2 separate regions of the Homo sapiens genome follow, and region 1 is linked to region 2. The links are chromatin loops, found by intact Hi-C in ENCODE. Cell type or tissue: B cell. All regions are shown on one strand. Links, peaks and the distances in the headings refer to the core of each region. The heading gives the core; the rest is flanking DNA. Region 1 has its middle 45 kb from the start of PIK3AP1. Region 2 overlaps LCOR (ligand dependent nuclear receptor corepressor).

Region 1 (2,917 bases), core at 102-2,601, 140 kb before region 2:
CTGTCAATAAACAGGATTCGAAATGGCAGGTGAGGAGCTACAGAGGGTACTGCATCTGGAAACCTGGTGGGCAATGGCTCAGAGTCTGAGGGCTGAAATGAGGAAGTGCGGTATCAGCATGGAGCAAGCCAAGCCCACGGGAGCAGTGAAATGGGCCAATACTTAATCAGTATGCACCACAGTCTCACCATACAGTGAGACCCAGAAAGACATTTGTTCTGCTAGAATGCACATTTCTGTTATGGGAATCAGCTCACTGCAGAAGTAAAATTATAGCCATCATCAGGGAAGGAAGAAGCGCTCAGCTCAGCTGCTACACTAATTGCATGAGCCCTTTCAGCTGTATTTTAGGAAAATGGCAATGAGCACACACACCCAGGGCCCTTTTCCCCAGCTCTCAGCCAGGTTGCACTGCTTCCTGGATCCACCTGACTAGCACTCAGAGCCCACCACCATCTGCACTCTTTCAACACTTGCCAGACCAGCTCTAATTAAAGTGTTGCCAGCATGTTCCCACTCTATCACATTGAACATTTTAAATATCTACTGTGACAGTCTCCAGCCACACTGAGGCAGTCTGGGCAGTCCAAGTTATCTCCTTATGTGCAAACCACTATTTTTATTAGCATTCTGGTTACAGATTTCCACAGATTACGAGTGATCTGCCTCTAACCCTATTTTCCCCATAAGCCCTATTACTCTTACTGCTTGATTTTGCCGAACACAAGGTTCTTGAGGAATGCCTAAGTGTTGGGTGCTCCACGCACTGCCTTGGATCCTCTTGGCCACACCTCGATTCCTGCTATTATTTGAGGACACAATTCTATGCAGGCTTCAACTCACCTCCTGTGGCCCTGCCTCACCTCAAGCATGCGCTGTACATCTTCCCCTGACCCCGCAAGGTTCTCCGATGCTGTGGTGCGACGTGCCTGCGGGAGCACCCCGGCACTCGCTGATGTGAAACCTACAAGCGCAAGGGCGTTACAACCTTCAAGATGACCCTCTGTCAATGCTAGATGGGAGTTCATGGGGGAACACTTACAACTTCTGCCTTTCATCCATTGGGTGGTCAGTTTGAGGCACTATCTGTATACAACTCCTCAGAAGTTGCTGTTGGGATGGAAGCCCCCGTGCCCACTGCAGTCACCAATGTGACTGGCTTGGTTTTCCTTCTTCCCTGGTCAGTTTCCTTAGTCTCCACCCCTGCTCCCTGGTATCACCACTGTCCACAGTAAACTACACACACAGTTCCTTGTACCAGGCTTGTCTTCCCAGGGGAATAAGACAGCATGTGCTGCATTAAAATGGAAACACCTTTACTTACTTTTACGTACTGTTAATCAACAGTCACTGCCCAGTTCTTCCAAGTGGCCTTTATCATCCCTTCCCTGTAACTTCCTGGGTCCCCGTTTGAGACTCCCCCAAAGGAGTAATGTCACGCACAGCAGGAGGCTGCCAGCAGGGGGCTCCAACCCTACACCAACATCTGTTCTGAAGGTGCCTCAGCCGGACTAGTGATAAATGCTTTAGATTTCACCCTGGCAGTGAGATACAGGTAAAGATAAGTGCCTATTCAAGCCCTATGTTCCTTTTACTGGCGATTCATGTAAACCACACTCCTAATGAATTGAGGACTAATTTTTTTTTTGAAACAGGATCTCTCTGTTGCCCAGGCTGGAGTGCAGTGGCACAGTCATAGCTCACTGCAGCCTCAACCTTCCAGGCCCAGGTGATCCTCCTGCCTCAGCCTCCCAAAGGACTAAGATTACAGGCAGGCATCACCACGCCTGGCTAATTTTTTTTATTTTTCGAAGAAACAGGGTCTCACTATGTTGCCCAGGCTGGTCTCGAACTCCTGTACTCAAGCAATCCTCCTGCTTTGGCCTCCCAAAGTGCTGAGATTACAGGCCTGAGCCACTGAGCCCAGACACAACTGTTTTAAAAGGCAAGGTCAGTGGACTAGGTATTTGAACTATACATTCATGGCCAGACGCAGTGGCTCACTCCTGCAATCCTAGCACTTTGGGAGTCCGAGGCGGGCAGATCCCCTGAAGTCAGGAGTTTGAGACCAGCCTGGTCAACATGGTGAAACTCCGTCTCTACTAGAAATACAAAAATTAGCCAAGTGTGGTGGCACGTGCTTGTACTCCCAGCTACCTGGGAGGCTAAGGCAGGAGAATCACTAGAACCCAGGAGGTGGAGGCTGCAGTGGGACAAGATCACACCACTGAACTCCAGTCTGGGTGACAGAGCGAGACTCCATCTCAAAAAAATAAATCAAATCAAATCAAATGAACTATACATTCATTATGGATGACTCAAAAAGGTTGGGTAAATATTAAAAGTAATAAGAGACCTAGGAAGGAAATAAAGAATTATGAGGCCAAAGGCCGGGCGCCGTGGCTCACGCCTATAATCGCAGCACTTTCAGAGGCCGAGAAAGGCGGATCACGAGGTCAGAAGATTGAGACCATCCTGGCTAACACAGTGAAACCCTGTCTCTGCTAAAAATACAAAAAATTAGCCGGGCGTGGTGGCCGGCGCCTGTAGTCCCAGCTACTCGGGAGGCTGAGGCAGGAGAATGGCGTGAACCTGGAAGGCGGAGCTTGCAGTGAGCCGAGATGGCGCCACTGCACTCCAGCCTGGCGGACAGAGCGAGACTCCCGTCTCAAAAAAAAAAAAAAAAAAAAAAAAAGGCCGGGCGTGGTGGCTCACACCTGTAATCCCAGCACTTTGGGAGGCCGAGGCGGGCGGATCACGAGGTCAGGAGATTGACGCCATCCTGGCAAACATGGTGAAACCCCGTCTGTACTAAAAAATACAAAAAATTAGCAGGCTTGGTGGTGGGTGCCTGTAGTCCCAGCTACTTGGGAGGCTGAGGCAGGAGAATGGTGTGAACCCGCGAGGCAGAGCTTGC
Region 2 (2,917 bases), core at 278-2,777:
CGGCCTCCCAAAGTGCTAGGATTACAGGCGTGAGCCACCGCGCCCGGCCTTCTTCTGTCCTATACACTCTTAACTTAAATCATTGACCAGATTTTATCAGTTTTTCCCTCACAACGAATTTCATTTTTTTTCATTTCCACAATCATTACTATAGTTCTCTCTTAGTCTTCTTCAGTCTCTTAAATATTCCTACAAGGTTAAACTCCTCCCAACCCTCACCCCTCAAATGGTGTAGAAATGTTACCTTATACTTAGCCTTTGATGACTTTCTCATTGTCTTCTGGATTCATTAGCCTAACAGTGCCTCAGTACCCTCCACATTTTAACCACTTTTCTTTCTAATGATATCCCACTTGTCTTCTATACAGTTTTCTTTCAACTAAGCTATTTCTCTATAGCTAGAAATTCCTTTGTTTTTACTCTTAAGCCCCATCGTTCCTCTGCTTCTATTGCTGTTTCAGCCTTTCACACTGTTGTCAATATTATCTGTGCCAATTACTTGTCAGTTAATATTCTGCCTTATTTTGTTCATCCTTTTTCATATTTGAATCTTTTGTTCCTTACTACATTGTCAACTGCTAAAAACTAGACAGACCATGCTGTATGCTTCCTTGTACCCCTGCATATAACCATTGTATCACTATTTATCTGTGTTGGCAAGTTGCTTTAAAATTTGAAAGCCAACGTGTAGCCAACATAAGTGCTTTTTCATGTTCTTCTTGTATGGCTTCTTTTTCTTGTTTTCTACATGAAAAAGTTGTTGCTCTATTTGGAATGGTCTGTTTTTGTTGAATTGAGGAAGAACGTGTTTTAAAATTTAATCTGGCTCCAAAAAGAGAGACTAGAAAAGAAAGCAACATTGTTTTGAGTTAAACTTCCAGTGAAATTGAAGTTCATAATTTTAAACTCTGTGTGTGTGTGTGTGTCTCTGGTGGCTCTTTATTGAGCAAGCCATTTAATAGGAATTTTTGAAAAATAAAAAGAAGAAACAGTTACTAATTTTTTTTTCAGGTTAGGATGAGGAAGAGAGCCATTCTATGCTTGGTAGTTGTATATAGTATATTCTTGTAATATGATTGAGAGTTTTCCTTTGCTGTATGAGGGTAAAATATTGTATGAATTTTTTTTAAGAGACAGGGTATCACTGTGTTGCCCAGGCTGGACTTAAGTGATCCTGCTTCTTCAACCTTCCAAGTAGCTAGGACTACAGGTACATGCCACCATACCCAGCTTGTGTGAATATTTTTAGAAGAAAATACAGATAGAGAAAGTCATGAAATGGTGAAGCACTTAAAACAACTGTTTTACTGTTTGTAGTTCTACAGTTTTTAGTTGGTTTTCTAAATAGAAATAATTTTTCCATTTGACAGCTCAGCTGGTTCTGGGAAAGCTATTTTTCTCCGTTAGATACTATATCCTGTCTTTGGCATTTATTATTTTCGGAGACAGTCATACATCTGTAATGGAAAATAGTAAAAGAGAAAGCCTATATCATGTGAATTGTCAGATTTACAGTATTTCTTTAGTTGTGTTAGACTTAAAGTGTTTATATTGGAACTCTTTGCAGTCACTTGGAGCATCTTGTCCGAGAAGGACTAGAGTCTGGAAATTAAGTATTTTTTTTGTTTTGTTTTTTGGAAATGTATTATATCCGTTGGACTGAGGCTTGCATTTTAAGGCTGGCTTAAGATTCTAAAATAGAAAGAACTATCTGGAGAATATGGTAATAGCCAATAGGTGGCAGCATAGAGCATGGTACTGGATCTTGAGTTTGAGATTGGCATGGTGAGATAATCTAGGTAGTATTTGGAAAAGCACTTAGAAATATTGACCTGATATTTGGGAAGCAGCAGCTATGCATACTTTTAGCTAGTTGGATTTTCAGTAAATACTAACTCTGTAGAATGGATAAAGCAAATACATTATTTATATTTACCTTTAAAAACACGTAGGTGAAAAATACGAAGTAGCCTCTTTGGGAAGTAGAACAGGGATTCACCTAGAGATTAGTAAAAATTTTTGAACTGCACTTCAGGATCGCGCAGAAGTTAGAGAATGTAATTGTAAGGGAAAGGCAACTAACATGTTCTGAGCATCTACTATGTGCCAGTTATTTTTACATGTTCCCTTTTTTTTTTTTTTTTTTTTTTGAGACAGGGTCTTGCTCTGTTGCCCAGGCTGGGGTGCAGTGGTGTCATCTTGGCTCACTGCAGCCTCTACCTCCTGGGTTCAAGCGATTCTCATGCCTTAGCCTCCTGAGTAGCTGGAACTACAGGCGTGCACCAACACGCCCAGCTAAGTTTTGTATTTTTAGTAGAGACAGGGTTTTACCGTGTTGGCCAGGCTGGTCTTGAACCCCTGACCTCAAGTGATCCACTCGCCTCAGCCTCCCAGAGTGCTGGGATTACAGCGTGAGCCACCACGCCCTGCCACTCCTATTTAATCTTCAAAACAATCCTATAAAGTTGATTAAAGGCATCCTAGTTTTATAAATAAAGAAAAGGAAAGGGTCAGAGATGTTCAGTTATGGGCAAAATTACATAGCTGGGATTTGATCCATGTTTTTAGATGCATTTTGATAACAGTAGGAGCAGGAACATGGAAAGTGGAGAGCAAGAATTAAGTAGGTCTTGGAATTCAGTTGGAAAGAGGGAGGGAATCCTCAGTTGGAAATTTCTCAGTTGGAAAGAGGGAAAGTGTATTTGAAATGACCAATTCTAGCTATGTTAGGAATCTGTGAGTGACTGACTGACTGACTGCCTGACTGCCTCAGTTACCTGCTTACTTCTTTCCTTCCTCCCATTTTCTGTTTTATGGGCATAAAGTAGGCACTCTAAAATATTTATTAAATGAGTGACTAAGAAGTCAGGAAGCTTAATAAACTTGGAAAATTATAATAGCTGTTTTGAGTGTTTAC

What was found. A loop is a pair of places that touch in the nucleus more often than their neighbours do. Peaks named below come from ENCODE experiments on the same cell type or tissue, not always from the same donor. Only the 100,000 strongest peaks of a DNase experiment are listed, where the experiment ranks them.
Region 1: a loop joins it to region 2, with 13 times the contacts of the local background. A loop is called at or near these places in 3 of 110 quality-filtered maps.

The regions. Positions count from the first base shown.
Region 1 is chr10:96,764,382-96,767,298 of GRCh38, forward strand. No RefSeq gene overlaps it. Among named protein-coding and RNA genes, the nearest start is that of PIK3AP1, 45 kb to the left of the region's middle. RefSeq lists a silencer at 1,505-1,594. In B cell, for the core only: CTCF peaks have their summits at 1,449 (motif pointing right) and 1,659; DNase peaks (open chromatin) are centred at 140 and 1,470; H3K27ac peaks cover 2,275 bases.
Region 2 is chr10:96,908,966-96,911,882 of GRCh38, forward strand. The region is part of intron 4 of LCOR (ligand dependent nuclear receptor corepressor); the gene reads left to right. Among named protein-coding and RNA genes, the nearest start is that of LCOR, 78 kb to the left of the region's middle. In B cell, for the core only: CTCF peaks have their summits at 1,728 (motif pointing right) and 1,931; a DNase peak (open chromatin) is centred at 1,746; H3K27ac peaks cover 1,182 bases.